2 separate regions of the Homo sapiens genome follow, and region 1 is linked to region 2. The links are chromatin loops, found by intact Hi-C in ENCODE. Cell type or tissue: K562. All regions are shown on one strand. Each heading gives the region's core, and the rest is flanking DNA. Links, peaks and the distances in the headings are about the cores only.

Region 1 (8,344 bases), core at 289-8,288, 310 kb before region 2:
CAGCGTGGAAGGGGACCAGAGCAGGTTGCCACTGCTGGTTCGGGCAGCCTGCTTTTATTCCCTTATCTGCCCCACCCACATCCTGCTGATTGGTCCATTTTACAGAGAGCTGATTGGTCTGTTTTACAGAGAGCTGATTGGTCCATTTTGACAGAGTGCTGATTGGTGCATTTACAATCCCTGAGCTAGACACAGAGTGCTGATTGGTGCATTTACAATCCTCTAGCTAGACATAAAAGTTCTCCAAGTGCCCATCAGATTAGCTAGATACAGAGTGCTGATTGGAGCATATACAATCCTCCTGCTAGACATAAAAGTTCTCCGAGTCCCCACCCGACTCAGGAGCCCAGCTGGCTTCACCTAGTAGATCCCGCACTGGGGCTGCGGGCGGAGCTGCCCATCAGTCCCACGCCATGCGCCTGCACTCCTCAGCCCTTGGGTGGTCGGTGGGACCTGGGCGCTGCGGAGCAGGGGGCGGCACCCGTTGGGGAGGCTCAGGCTGCATGGGAGCCCACGGGGTTGGGGGGACTTGGGCATGGCGGGCTCCAGCTCCTGACAGCCCTGCCCCGCCGGGAGTCAGCTGAGGCCCGGTGAGAATTCGAGTGCAGCGTGGGTGGGCCAGGAGTGCTGGGGGACCCAGCACACCCTCCACAGCTGCTGGCATAGGTGCTAAGCCCCTCAGTGCCCAGGGCTGGCGGTGCTGGCCATCCACTCCGAGTGCAGGGCCCGCGGAGCCCACGCCCACCCAGAACTCACGCTGGCCCACGAGCACTGTGGGCAGCCACGGTTCCTGCCCACACGGTCTATCTCCACACCTCCCTGCAAGCAGAGGGAGCTGGCTCTGGCCTCGGCCCAGAGAGGGGCTCCCACAGTGCAGTGGCAGGCTGAAGGGCTCCTCAAGTGTGGCCAGAGTGGGCGCCGAGGCCGAGGAGGCGCCTAGAGCGAGCGAGGACTGCCAGCACATTGTCACCTCTCAGTGGTACCAGTTAACACTCATGCCATCATTGCATGATGGTTTTATTTTAGATCTTTGCCAGTTGGTATCAGCCATTTTTATTTTAGTGATATCTCACTGTGTGGCTTCAATGAGCATTTATTTCCCTGATTCCTAATGGGTTATATGACATTTTTCCATATTTATTGGCCATTTGGCTATCTTCTTCAGTCATGTGCGTATTTTCTGGATACAAGACCTCTGAGGGTTATATGTTTCACAGATTCTTTACTCTGTGACTTGCACTGTAACTCATTTGAGTCTTGAGGAACATAAGTTTCTAATTTTAATGTAGTACAAATTATCAGCATTTTCTTTTGTGGATAGCTCTTTTTGTGTCCTGTTTAAAAAATCTAGGCCAGGCACAGTGATTCCCACCTGTAATCCCAGCACTTTGGGAGGCCAAGGCGGGTGGATCACCTGAGGTCAGGAGTTTGAAACCAGCCTGTCCAACACAGTGAAACCCTGTCTTTAGTAAAAATACAAAAATGAGCTGGGTGTGGTGGCAGCACCTGTAATCCCAGCTACTCAGGAGGCTGAGGCAGGAGAATCGCTTGAACCCAGGAGGCAAAGGTTACAGTGAGCCGACATCATGCCATTGCACTCCAGCCTGGGTGACAAGAGCGAAACTCTGGCTCAAAACAGAAAAAAAAAATTCTTTGTTTTCCTCCGGGTCAGGAAGATATTCTCCTATGTTATCTTCCAGAAGTTTGCTTTCCTTTCAGATTTACATTTTAATCTTTCTAGAATTTGTTATATTTTTGCATGGTACTAAAGGTAAAGGTCAAGATTCTTCCCTGGCCCTCTTCCCCAAGGATATGTCGATTGCCTGGCACCATTTATTAAAAAGATGGTTCTTTTCTTTATTGCACTGCAGTGGTACTACTATCATAAATCCAGTATGGGACTGTATCTGAATGCTCCATTCTTTTTACATTATTGTATATTCTCCGCTAATACTATACTATCTTAATTACTACAGCTTTATAAGTCATATCTGGTTAGGTTTTCAACTTTATTCTTTAAGATTATCTCGGCTATTCTTGGCCCTATTCACTATCAAAACAATTTTAGAGTAAGTCATTAATTTCCACAAACATCCTGCTGGGATTTCACATGCTATTGCCTTGAATATGTATAATATCTATATGTATATGTATAAATAAATGTTTTATTCCTTTAAGAATTTTTAAAGTTTTTAAATAAAAGTTTATTTAATAACAAGTGTTAGTCTGTCTATATCTCACTACTCTGGAAATTTTGAGTTGATGAACACTACAAATTTTGAAAGAGAAAGGAACACATCTATGTTATTTGTTATCTAAAGATGCTGGTGCATGTGTACAATTTTGCAGATAGGACTACTGCCAAGGATGAATCAGTGCTAAGTACCTCAGAAGGAAGGTAGTAGAAACGTGAGCTGAATTTTATATTTGAGATAACAAATAAGTATTACCTTCTTAAAAGTTCATAAATATTTCAATAGATATATTTTACTACATATTGAATATAATACATTTAAAGAAACTTCAGAATTATGTGAGTTGGAATGTTACCAATACTGTCAAATTTTGGTTACCATAGTGGATGGGAGGGGTATTCAAAGGGAGTAAATCATGGTGGAAGACAAGCAGGGTAAGAAGAGGAAAGAAAAAATGATATTAATTGCCTAGTCATTTGTAACCAAAGCAGAGAAATAATAAATAAGGGAATAAGCTGTCATTATATTAATTATAAATCTGTGCTATTATGTGAGGAGACATTTACACAAATTTGTTTTTGAAATTTAAGGTCTTTTCTCTTTAAACTTAGTGTTTCGAATGTCAACATAGTTTTCTTTTTCTTTCTTTTCTTTTTTATGGTGTTATTTTTTATACTAGATCACGGGTGGCAAACATTTTCTATAAGGGTAAGATAGTAAATGTGTTGGTGCAGTCCCTGTGGAAAATAGTTATGGAGATTCTGACAAAAATTTACAAATAGAAGTACCATATGATCCACCAATCTCACTTCTGGATATTTATCCAAAAATCAGGATCTCAAAGAGGTATCAGAACTCTCATGTTCATCGCAGCACTGTTCGCAACAGCCAAATGTGGAAATGACCTAAATGCCCATCCACAGCTGAATGGGTAAAGAAAATTTATATACATAGAATATTATTCAGCCATAAAGTCCTGCCATACATGACAACATGAATGAACCTTGAGGACACTACGAGTGAAATAAGCCAGCCACAGAAGACAAATATTACATGATTCTACTTATATGAGACACCTGAAATAGGCAGATTCATAGAATCAAAGAGTGGTGGCTACCAGGGGCTGTGAGGAGGGGGAATGGGGATTTACTAATCAGCCGGCATAAAGTTTTGGTTAAGCAAGATGAGTAAGTTCTAGAAATCTCCTGCACAACATTGTGCTGATAGTTAACGATATTATTTTGTACACTTAAAAATCTATTAAGGGTAGATCTCATGTTAAGTGTTTTTTTCCACCAAAAAAAAAAGATTTTATTTTCATTTTTTGAAAGAGGTGAGGTAATTGGTCGTGTAGATATGGGGATGGAGGAGGGGAGACTGTCGCAGGCAGAAAATAATAGCCATTTCCCGGGTTCTAAGCGCGGAGTCTGTTTGATACATTTGAGGAACGTTTTAGGGAGAGAGACTATAAACAAATACAAAAAATATGATGTCAGAATATCCTGTTTGTATGTAAAGCAGGCTAAGTGGGTAGAAAGCATGGAAGCTATCTGAGCAGATCTAGAGGAGTGACCAAAGATGCATTAATACTGAACTGGCATGATATGGGCTTTGTATTCCATGAAGGGTTGGAGCTGTGGGGGTCTGGAAGTGATGGCCACTTTGGAAGTGCCACAAACAGTGGAGGCTGGGAATAACAGAGGCCTGGACTGGAGTCATATCTCGGGACCCCACCTGGGCCATTCCTTTTTTTTTTCTTTCTTGGTTTCTTTCTTTTTTTTTTTTCTTTTGAAACAAGGTCTGTCACCCAGGCTGGAGTGATCTGGGTTCACTGCAGCCTCAACATGCCTGACTCAAGTGATCCTTCCACCTTAGCGTCCTGAGTAGCTGGGACTACAGGTGGCGCTACCATGTCCAGCTAACTTTATTTTTATTTTCGTAAAGGTGAGTTTAACTATGTTGCCCAGACTAATCTCAAACTCCTAGGCTCAAGCAATCCTCCCGCCTTGGCTTCCCAAGATGCTAGGATTACAGGCATGAGCCACTGCACACTGGGCTGTTCCTGAGAGCTAATCTGTATGACTTGGCTCCCGATTGGCCATGGGTGAGAGGAAGGGGGCCAAAGGAAAGGAAGAAGAACCAGGTGGTAGCTACTGGTCTTGTTCTGTTCCCAAGATATGTGGTTTTACATAATCTCATGAGAGAAGTAAGGTAACCATCATTTTTATTTTAAAATACATGCCAACCTCTGGGCTAAGTATTTTTGGTATAATTTATTATTTAATTATTGTAGCCTAGAAGGTCTATACTATTATAATTCTCATTTTCTGTAGAGGAAATAGACATGGGGAAGTTGAGTAAGTGGCCACAGTCATAGTGTTGCCTGTGATGGAGCTGGGAGAGCAGCCTGATCCTGGCTGACTGTTCTTCACTGTGCCACACTGCCTCCCTCTGGTGTTGATACTCATGCTTTTGGAGCAAGCCCACTGTAATCCAGATAGGTGTCAGTTAGCCCATTGTGGTCTCAGTCTGTATCAGACATTAGAAGGATTTAATATTTTTCATGAAGTAAAGAACAATAGGCAAATGCATTAGTTACGATTTTTTTTCACTATGGTGGAAAGTAATAAGGAAGAGAACGTACCTGGCTTAGAGTTACCAGTGTACATAGAAAGTTGCCTTGGTTCCAGCTATCTGGATAACTTGTTGAGATGCACACGATGTGAGTTTTACCCAGAAAAGCTTTATCTTTTGATATGAACAGAATTCTGACTGAAGGGGAGAATCACAGGACGATAGGGAAGGGTGAGGAGATGGTCTGTGTCCAGGTTGAGGATAGAGGGGAACCATAGTAGAGGAGGCCCTTGATTGAGGGGTGCAGCTTAAGAGACCTGAGTACTTGGGAGGGTGGTTGTCAGGGCACCAACGACAGGGCCGGGCCCTTAAGCAAGAGTAATTATTTCATATGAGAAGCAATTAGGAGTCACTACAAGGTCTTTGGAGGACAGGGATAGGATCAGAATGATGCTTGGAAGAGATGATTTTTGCTGAGTTGACTAGAGTGGGGCAAAGCCAGGGGTACCATGCCAGTGATCATTATTTAGGCTTCACAGTATCTATGTGAAGCCAGCGTATAGTCACCCCACTTTGTGAGTGGAAGAGCTGAAAGTCAGGGTTTGGAAGGACTTACCTGGTGTGTGAGCAGGTTGGTACAGACATGTTGTGAGTGATAGTTTCTCAGACACTTTCCTGTTACTGTATTTCTTATTTAATGTTGCGGGGGGTGCAAAACATTTCCATTGTGGGTTTTAAGAAAGAGTACCTGTGTGGATGTGTGGGTGTGTTTAATGAAACTGTCGATCTGAACTATTTGGCATATATACCAGTGATGTATCTTATAATGCTAATTTAAGACATTACCTATTCCTACTTACTGATATTTCTTAAGTTGTTGTACCACATTAATAGCCTAGCTCCACAGTAGCAGAGAGATTGAATACTACTTTTTTTTTTTTTTTTTTTTTTTTTTCAGAGATGGAGTCTCGCTCTGTTGCCCCGGCTGGAGTGCAGTGGCACAATCTCGGCTCACTGCAAGCTCTGCTTCCCGGGTTCAAGCAATTCTCCTGCCTCAGCCTCCCGGGTAGCCGGGACTACAGGCGCACATCGCCACGCCCAGCTAATTTTTGTATTTTAGTAGAGATGGGGTTTCACCGTTGTTGCCCAGGCTGGTCTGGAACTCCTGAGCTGAGGCAATCCACCCGCCTCGGCCTCCCAAAGTACTAGGATTACAGGCGTGAGCCACCGTGCCTAGCCGAGAGCTTGAATACCTGCTTTTATCTGAGGAAAGTCACAAGTAGACCCCCTGAAAATTCAAAGTATGATCTATACAATACCAGTTTCTTAGGTTAAACTCCCAAATGTTTTCTTGCATTATGCTATTACATGTTTCTCTCTTCCTTTGACTTTTTAAATTTATTTTTCAGTACACTGAACAAGATTTCATGAAATATGTTTTACGTGCAATTTTAAAGTTATCCTTAATACCTGAATGTAACCCAATTTCATTACAAGTGTTGGTGGTAATGATGGTGTGTGCATGTTTATGTTCTGCAGTTTTTAATTAAACTTTAAAGTCAAGGGTTCTCAACTCTTTGCCTGGATAAGTATCAGGGAGTCTGTGAATGGCTATGGTTGTTTGTAATATTTCGTCTAAATGAGCTTTTTTTTTTTCCTGGGGAAAAATTGTGTAGGTTTTAGCAAATCTCACAGAGGTCAGTGAGCTGCCCTTTAAAGATAAAAGCTGCTTTTTATAGAGGGGCAGTTGAACTAGTAGACATATATCTTATTTAACACTTTTCCAGCATTGCTGTTAAAGACATTGATTGTAGAATAGTTTATGTATGACTTCAAAATGTAATGATAATCAGTTTTTGGATGCCTTTTGGTTTTGGATATATGAAGAAACAAAATGTATCAGACAACCTATATATAATACAAGAGACAGATTGGAAAATACATTTTTCTGTAACTGAAGTAAATGTAGAGTAACTAACGAATTATTAAAAATACAAAAAGAGCCGGGCGCAGTGGCTCACACCTGTAATCCCAGCACTTTGGGAGGCTGAGGCGGGCGGATCACAAGGTCAAGAGATCGAGACCATCCTGGCCAACACGGTGAAACCCCGTCGCTACTAAAAATACAAAAATTAGCTGGGCATGGTGGCATGTGCCTGTAGTCCCAGCTACTCAGGAGGCTGAGGCAGGAGAATAACTTGAACCCAGGAGGTGGAGGTTGCAGTGAGCCGAGATCGTGCCACCACACTCCAGCCTGGTGACAGAGCAATATTCTGTCTCAAAAATAAATAAACAAAATAAAATACAGAAAGAACTGTTTGGTTGGCTGGCTAGTGAGACCTCTGAAAGGGAATTGGTTCTGATTCTCATGAAGACCAAAATGGAAGAAACTAGTCTACACCCTGTGCCACACTGGGAGGCCTGGGCTGGCTCGCCACTGCAGCTCTGCCAGTTAGCATGGAGTCTGAAAGAAACTGGTCCAGTTTTGCCCTTTATTGGAAACTACAGTGACCTTTTGTCCTTTAATCTTCACTATTGAAATATATTGTAAGTTTAGTAACTATAGAGAAGCGTTTCTTGTTTATGTTAATAAGTGGCATGTGGAAAAGGGCTCTCCTAAGAGAGAATCATAAAGCCTGGAACTTTTAATTTATTAAGGCTCTGAGAAGTCCTGCGGAAAAAATAAATCTATTTAACTTTGTTTAAATTGTAGTTTAGCAAACTTATTATATTTGCACCAACTTTTCTCTTGTGTCTCTCCCACTAAACAAAACCCACAGAACCGGGGCGATTTCTAAGCTAGTTAATTCTTAATTCTAAGCGAGTCCTCAGTTAGTTAATTCTCTGATGTGGATGTAATTGTTTGGAGGGACCCTTTCTGAGTTCAACTTAGATTGTGTCCAGGAACACCTGCTATGATGAAATTGGTGTGCTTTGGGAAAATGGGTAGGCTAGATGACATTAGGAAATGTGTGGAAACACCCACTCAGTCACTTCGATTCAGGTTGCAGAAAATGATGGGAGTTAAAAGTATGGAAATGAGAAGTTTCGAAGTTAAGCACTCAAATTTAATATTAAATATATAAAGCTAGAGGAATGCTGGTATTGGATTGGAAGAAGGCAGACTTTACCCATCATTTTTAAGCTTGCTGGAAAGGAAGGTCATTTGTTACTGTCTTTGTAAAGACACTTCGAAAATGAAATATTCGAAAAGATAGCTGAGGGAGAAGGTGGTGAAGAATCAGAAGAAACGTTACTTGGGGAAAGTTCTTCATTAATATTGGTTCTGATTTTGGTGTTTCACAAAAATAATGTGTCATTTTGATGAAAGAAAAATATTGCCCTGCAGTAGATTTGATTTTATTTTATGAGAGGTAAAGAGGGGGCTGAGTATATTCTCTTATACATGCTTACATCCCAAATAGAGAGTAAGAATTTCGAATAAGAACAGTATGAGTTTTGAAAGTAAATAGTCTCTATGTTGATAAGAATTGTGGCATGCCTGGGTACTGAGTATCTTTTCAGAGATCCTAGAGACTGTCCAGAAACTGTTCCAGTTCATTGGGTCAAAAATC
Region 2 (8,344 bases), core at 168-8,167:
GCACATTTGACTCCCGGGATTTCATTTTGGAAGGTGACCAGGGTGTGTGCAGACAAGAGAACAATTGAAGAACCCACTGGCTCCTCAAAGACCCCAAGATCACACAAGGAGTTTTGATGATGAAGCCCAGACCATGTGTTTCTTTCTGTAGGCAGAAAAGTCTGTCCCAGACTGTAGTTGAACACTAAGATGGAAACTGTGGAAAGAGCTAGACTTGGTCTGAAATGAATACAAAGGTAATAATGGATTGAAATTGGGGCTTGGGCCTCACACAAGGGCTCTCCCAGAAAGTGTCTCCTTGTCCTCTAGATGTATGGCATATTTAGGAATCTGTAATATTTTTGAACTTTCATAGTCATAATAACATACTCTTTATAGTCATGAAACAATGAAGCCCCCAAAATCTTGATAGGTTTATCAATATGCAGGGTAAATTTTACACATCTTATGAACAGTTCCAGTTTTTGGATGGAAAAGTCGTTTTTTCACCTCAAAGGAAATATATTTAACTTTCTTTTAAAAGTACTGGATTTACTAATGCAAGAAAATACAATGTCATGTCGATAAAGACTATAACAATCTTGGTTTTATGAACATAGCTGTAACATTAATAGCAATGTGCACAGAAAGGGGGAGACCATTTAATTGTTTCTAAACCATCAACTGAAAATTACACAATTCTTGACTGAATGTGAAAGCGGCCATCTACTACTAAGTTACTCAGAGAATCCTCCTCCAAGGATAGTCATGACAATCCTAAAAATGGGGAATGAACTTTCTCATACTTTGGATTCTTAATAAACACCTTCTGTAAGATAAAATTATAAGTCTATTTATAAGCAAAGGCAACCATGGTATTCAGAGCGCTGCAAATGGCACCTATGACAATAATAAATGTGTATGATAGCAAATCTTGGAGAACCTGTTTTCTTTTGTCTAATTTAAAGTCATCTCTTAAAAATCAACCAAGATTTAGGAAAATAATGACACTGAGATGTAGGAACAGTATATGATAATAAGAATTATTTTTTTAAATGAACTTCTAATTTTACAATAGTTTTAGTGTAAAGAAAACTTGCGAAGGCAATACAGTCTCCTTTTGGATGGACCCCTCACCCAGTTTTCCCTATTGTTCACATCATACGTTACTGCATCATTTGTCTCAACCAATACGGACACTCTAGAATCCATTCTTTACTTACAATTCTTAATTTTTACCTAATGTCCTTCTTCTGTTCCAGGATCTTATCCAGGGTACCACATTGCATTTATTCATCATGTCTCCTTAGGTGCCACTAGACATTCCTTGTTTTTGATAACCTTGAGAATTTTTGGGAAAACAGGTCAGGTATTTTCTCTGATATTCTGTTAGTGAAATTTGCGTGATGTTTTTCTCATGATTAGACGGGGTTTGTGGGTGTGGGGGAGGAAGACTACAGAAGTAAAGTGCCATGCTCCTCATCTCATTCTAAAGGCACATGCTACTAACATGATTCATTGCTGTTGATGTTGACTTTGATCGCCTGGCTGAAGCAGTGTCTGTCCAGTTCCTCGACTATAGGATTACTCCTTCCCCCGCTTTCCATATTGTGCTCCTTGGAAAGGAGTTGCTATGCACAACCCCACACTTCAGGTGTGGGGAGCTATGCTTCACCTCCTTGAAGATACAAAATTTACATAAATTATCTGAGATCCTTCTGTATGGGAGATTTGTCTATTTTCTCTCTTTATATTTATTTATTACATCATTTACGTTTACTTTATTATGGACTCCTGGCTATGTATTTTCTACTTTTGAGAATAATCCAATAATACGCTATTCATTTCATTGCTCAAGTAGTTCCAGCTTTGACCACTGGGAACTCTTTCAGTTTGCTCCTAAAGATTACTTTTTAAGAAGTTAATACATCTTTCCTGTTCTCACTTCATATTTTTCCCCAAATTATATATGAGAAGAGCATGCCAATTTTCATGTTGATTTTGAGCTGTTTTAAATATCAAAAACAGATTTTTAGATTTGGTATGTGACAGCTCACACAGAGAGGACATCTTAGTTGGTGGACAATAAAATGTTTGCCCAGAGTCCAACTAGTCCTCTTAATTAAAACTATGAATTGTTGCAGCTTTTCTCATATGATGTCATAACTTTTTCTCTTTTACTTTGTTTTACATATTTACCTAGAAGTGGCCATGAAAAGAAGCTGATTTTTAAATTATTTAGAAACATGAAACCAAACATCAAACGTGATTAACTCTGTTTGTGAAATTAATCTATATTTATGAAAATAGAATGGATATCATATGGTATTTAGAGATAAAATTAGCATAGCATATTTCTAGCTAGCCAACCCAGAAATAACTTTCTTCCTAGTCTTTGGAAAAACCTCTAAGTCTGTAACATAGGGTCAGCAACAAAATATTATGTCTAGTTTTTTTTTATTTTTGTGAGGGGGATAGTGTAACCTATGGAAAACATTATTCAGATATTTCAGTAGAATTAATTGCTAATTTGCAAGAATGCATAGCCTTATATGAATATATAAAAATACACAGCAAAACTCTAGTTTATTACTGAGCAAACAATCAGCATGTTGTCATTCAACTGTCATTCCATAATATTTCTGAGTTGCCTACTCTGTACAAAAGGAACAACTTCTTCAGTGTCCCTCCCATCTTGTCCTCAAAGGCTAGAGTAAAAAACAGTTCCTAAAACTGTTGAGAAGTACTCTTTTAAGAAGATCTCACAAGATTTAAGTTCTGATACATTGTCTATTAAAATGGAAAAGTCATGAATTCTGGGAAATTGAGGTTGTTCCCCAAATGATAATATTTATGGTATTGTTTAAGGGAAAATAATGGGGGGCATGGTAAACAAAACTGTGTTCTAACAATGAAGAATTTCAAATAAGCAATGCAAAGGAAAACAGAGAAAACTCAGCTCTCTATAAATTTTCGCCTTAAGGCCTCAGCAACCTTCCATTCACCTCTAGGAAGTTAGTTCTTTCTTTTTCCAAAGGAATTTCTTCAGCTTGACTGCTTTTACAGGTGCCAACAGCAACAAACCATCACAAAAAAAGGCAACTGCTAAATGGCACACACATGCACACCCACACATGCACATGTGTGCACACACAGACACACCCACATACTTCTCTCCTTTTTACATCTATGCTTCCACAATTTCCCTCATGAACAAGAAGCTGTTTTGCCACCGCCAGGAAGGGTGGGGAGCCCCTTAGCCCTTCTTCCTTGGTTAGCAAGTGGGGAGGAGAAGAACAAGAGAAAGGAAATGGCTGAAAGGAAAACTACAGACCCACAGGAACAACAACACCAACAAAAAACCACACCAGGCAGTGATCACTAGTGGACACTTAGACCGAGAGGCAGGGAAATTATAATGTGGCCCATAAGGTGTGAAGTGGCATAAAGAAAGCCTGACTTCCTTATTTAATGTAATCAATCAAGATTAAATGGATTCTCCTGTGCAACAGAAGAGTAAGGTTTTTTGCTCCCTCCACCAATTTGAAGACAGGGAAACGGAGGCAGAAAGGTCAGCTGACCTCCTGAAGGCCACCCAGCAAGCCTCAGCTTCTCTTTAAAATAAAGGTTTACTTTAGATACTCAAATAGACATTTTTAAATGTTGTTCAAATCCAAAAACCTCAACCACTGGTCCTCATGTTTACAGTTCAGGATTATACAAATTTCCCTTGGTCCTCTGAGGCCTCATCTAAGAGACTTGATTGATGCTCTCCTGCAGCCCCAGGCCAAGGGGCAGAATGTTTCACGGAGAACACAGCCATTAGCTAATGGAAGACATTTTTCATCCTGTGGAAGGACAGCCGACTGCAGCCAGCTACAGGGCCGGCCAAAAGTGGCACCTACCAGCTATGAAGGACGGCGAGTGCCCAGTGCCCACAAGGTGAAGAAAAACCACATGAAGCAAAGTTCAGATCCACTGAGAACTTTATCACGATGCTGTTGGCACAAACTGACGCCATCACAAAGATGACTAGCAAATGCAATTCCCGTGGTATTTTTGATACTTTCTATTTCACCACAACGTCTTCAGCAACTTGTACCGTTTTTGAATGACTGAAGGGATTGGGGATGGGGTTCTGTAAATATACCTATATAAGTGGTGGGGGTTCCAGAATGTCTCAGGAGGAGGTGCTTAAGCATAGCATTTTCTTTGGAAGGGTACTCGGGAGAGCTCTGGCTAGAAAGTTCGACTTGACGCTGTATTTACATAGCAGTTTATAATATTTTATAAATATTGAGGGACTGTCAATAGTTCATCTCAAAGAATGGAGGTGCTGGAAGGGATATAAAAGGTCTTCCTCCGATCACCTCTCAGCACTGCCTGCCTGAAAGGAGAGAAAGCTTTTGAGTCTATAAAATCATGCCCCTCCCACCCGCTTCTCGCTACCGAAGCCACGGACACCCCGTCCCCAGTCCACAATCCAGAGGCCAAGGTCGCACAGATATTTTCTCGTCATTGCACCAGGTCAGGGGATAACTGGCAAGGCCGGTTGGAAAGTGAAAGTGTAAACAGGCTTTTATTTTCCCCTTCTTTTGGCTCTCCATGAATACAACTTTCACATAAGAACCTCAAGCTGATGGAAAAATTAGATAATCACACCCGGTTGCCCTCAACTACCATACTCATCCTTACTGTGGGTCAGCTAAGGGCTCCGCAGAAAAGGGAAGAAACACTAATTGCCTGGTTTTATTGATGCCTTTGGGGAAACGAAATAGAAAAAGACACAAAGAAACAACTTTGATGAATTTAAGACAGTTTTCTCGTTCTGATTGCTTTGACTGAATTAAGATAATTTCCATGTTTTTGAAAGTGCTGAAATCAGGCTGTGAGCAGTTTTCTAAAAAGTAAGCCAGCAGCGCCCTCTACTGGCCATTTTTTGTGCAGCGTGCGGAATCCAAGACAGGACAAAGCGGCAAAACTGGGTTTAAGAGACAGGGAAATGTCCGAGGGAAGGCTGCGTATGTCAAAAAAACAATGAATGGTCACATAATAAAGGTCAGATGTGAAATCGTAGCTATTTCTCAATGGTCAGGTAAGTACTCTGTCATAAGATATATGAAAATTCGGCCCTTATATGGAAAACACAAAAAGAAAATGGAGAACAACTCAGATCTAATAGAACACAAATGTCTACTGATTATTCTATCGTTTTTATAAATAAACATATTCAAATATTAAACAAAATTTTCCCCTTTAGAGGAAACTGTTCAAATAAACATGGAGTGATATTTCTGAAACTCACATAATTTAGGCCAGTTTTTCCACTCAGATCCACACTCTGCTTACATACTCCAGTTTCAAATTTAAGGCGAAGAAAAGCTCGCCAATCAAAGGCTTTTATTGGCAATGGAAAATAAAGTTCTCTAAGCCCACAATGAAGTGACTTTATATGGGAAATATTTCATTTTGAGAAATGTTTTTATACTTGAGAAAGATAATTTTTAGTTAGAAATATTTCCATCTGTGGCTAGTTTCTTTTAAATAAATATTTTAAATATGGGCACCAGTATGACTTCTAGATGTTCTTTGTTAAGCAGTTCAGACAGAATGGTATAGTGCTGGGCATATATTCTTAGAGAAAAATCAAATCTCAAAGCTTCAAAAGTCAACAGATTCTAAGAGTACTGATAACTAGGTATTTACTTGAAGGCAAATCAATCTCTTTTCAGGTTGGGGAGATCACTTTGTTGTTGTTGAACAGATACGGATGAAAAGACTACCAAGCGCAGTTTCACTTTCTCTGCCTGTGAGCTGCAATGGGAAACCCTATTTATTGGCACATCCCAACTTAAACAGAAGAAATATCCTAACCTAACTGGAAAGCAAACAACTAAAATTTTTTTTGTTAATATGGGAATTTAGATCGTATAAATGTATAGCCCATTTGAGTGAAAAGAGAAATTTTCTCATTTCATTTCATTGACAACGAGGAATTGCATTCTGTGAATTTATGACTTTTATTTGACAGCAATTTGCCAGAGTCCTGTAGACAGTAGCACTGAAAAAAACACATTAAATACAGTGAGAGTTTCTCACACATATAGATTTATATAGTTTTATAGCTCCAAGTGAACAGGAGAATCATTTAATCTGACCCCACTCCATCAGGACATAACTCTTCTTGGTATTCAATAAATTGTTTAAAAAAATAGCTTTACCTGAAGTGTATAGAAATAAAACATAAATATGCTTCAATGATTTGGGTTTATAAAATACAAATTAAACAGAAAAATCAAAGCTCTGGAGATAGATGTAAGTTCAAATCCCAGCAACCCATCTCTTTAGCTATGTGACTTTGTTCGTGTTAGTCAAATCTTTCTGATCTCAGGCTCCTGATCTGTAAATACTTTTCAGGGTTGTACTGGAGATAATAATGCACAAAGCTTCTGGAACAAAAGTGCTCAATGAATGATAGCTATTACTATAGTTCGTTATTATGTGTTTGTCCTCCTTGGCTGTCTTTGTGACCATACAAAAATGTCACGCTTTCTGAATTAGGAAGAACTTAATTATCTAAGTAACATGAAGGAAATGCTGGCACATGAAATACAGTTAATTCACTATGTCATTTAAGATATAACTGAGATCATTCATTTCAGGGTCAAGCAATGGATCTCGAGGGGCACAGAGTAGAAAATAAAATGCCACCAGATTTTTGCTTTAATCAAAAGTCTCATCTTAATTAAAAAGCAAACAAGTGATTCCATTTAAGAGAAGTACATGAGCAATTTCATTTGCTCAGTTTCCCTTTTAGGACATGACTTCTGATTACTCAAACAAGACTTCTGGAGGAAAAGGCCACGAGACCATGTGCCACAGATGGGCACAGCTGGCACCCAGCCGGGAGAATTCAGACTAGACCTCTGTAATGAATTTAAGGGAAAACATGAATTAATGCAAATGCCAATTCCTCAAACGCAGACTTCATTCTCAAATTGCACACCAGTGGAGCCACTAATAAATTATTAGGTAGTTTCATTTTGAAATGCTTGTCCAACATTAACTAATTTGACCATATGATATTTTCAAAGGGATAATTATTATTCTCATCTTGCAGATGGGGAAATAAAGCAGGATGATCATCACATTTAAAAAGGAACATTATTTCATATTATGACTAATACCATATTCAGTTACCAATTTTATTAAAGGGTGAAAATATTTTGTCTGCATCAAAAAAAGACATGACTGACCCAATATGGGTAAGAAGTGTATTTTGAGCTTTCTTTTTAAATTATTTGCTCTCTTCCATAATCCACAACCCGCAGAAAGGATTTCAAGTGGCCTATAAAAATAACCATAATACAAAAGGATACAGTAAATAATCAGGAATGTTCTAATGAGGGGAAATATTAGAGCCATGGACAAGAAAGCAGCCCCATCCTATTCAGCTACTGGAAGTGGCTTAAAGCTTCCTAGTGAGTAAAGAAAATGAAAATAGTAATATGATTCATGATGTCATAGATGAAATGTGCTTTGAATTGTTTTTCCAGGAGTAACAGGTCTGGTGCCCCATTCAGGCCTTCTTGCCTGGTACTTCCAATAAACCTATCAACCCAGTCCCTGCCTGGGTGAATGTATAGCTCTGGCCATGAAACAGGTCAAAGCTAAAAGGCTTGCAAACAGATCAAATGCACAATTCTGCCCAAGATCAGAGCTTCTCACCTGGTGTGCCACTAAGGGGTCACAAGTGTGTTGTAAGCAACTGATATCCTCAGCCCTGGGATGAGGATGGGGCTACCTCCTTCATTTATCCCAGTGTTCCATGCAAATACTCTGATATTAATGCAAAAAGATTAGGAAGCACAACTACAGACAACTGAATTATTAAACCCATAGCATTATTAGTGAATAGAGACTAAAAATCAGACTCATAATCCAAAAGACTGGCAAGGATGCCATTTCCCTAATTCTATGTGTTACCCATGTGTATTAGTCCTTTCTCATGCTGTTAATAAAGATATACCTGAGACTAGGTAAGAGGTTTAATGGACTCACAGTTCCACTTGGCTAGGAGGCCTCATAATCATGGAAGAAGGCAAAGGAAGAGCAAAGGCATGTCTTATGTGGCAGCAGGCAAGAGAGTGCATACAGGGGAACTGCCCTTTATAAAACCATCAGTTCTTGTGAGACTTATTCACTATCACGAGAACAGCATGGGAAAACCTGCCCCCGTGATTCAATTACCTCCAACAGGGTCCCATCCATGGCACCTGGGGTTTATGGGAGCTACAATTCACAGTGAGATCTGGGTGGGGACACAGCCAAACCATATTACCATGTCCAGCTCTCTTTCATATGT

Evidence for each region. Peaks named below come from ENCODE experiments on the same cell type or tissue, not always from the same donor. Only the 100,000 strongest peaks of a DNase experiment are listed, where the experiment ranks them.
Region 1: a loop joins it to region 2, with 4 times the contacts of the local background. A loop is called at or near these places in 2 of 110 quality-filtered maps.

Annotation. Positions count from the first base shown.
Region 1 is chr7:96,221,170-96,229,513 of GRCh38, reverse strand. All of the region lies in intron 4 of SLC25A13 (solute carrier family 25 member 13), which reads left to right. Among named protein-coding and RNA genes, the nearest start is that of MIR591, 5.6 kb to the right of the region's middle. In K562, for the core only: a CTCF peak has its summit at 4,646 (motif pointing left); a DNase peak (open chromatin) is centred at 4,613.
Region 2 is chr7:95,913,330-95,921,673 of GRCh38, reverse strand. The region is part of intron 6 of DYNC1I1 (dynein cytoplasmic 1 intermediate chain 1); the gene reads right to left. Among named protein-coding and RNA genes, the nearest start is that of DYNC1I1, 140 kb to the right of the region's middle. In K562, for the core only: a CTCF peak has its summit at 4,909 (motif pointing left); a DNase peak (open chromatin) is centred at 4,933.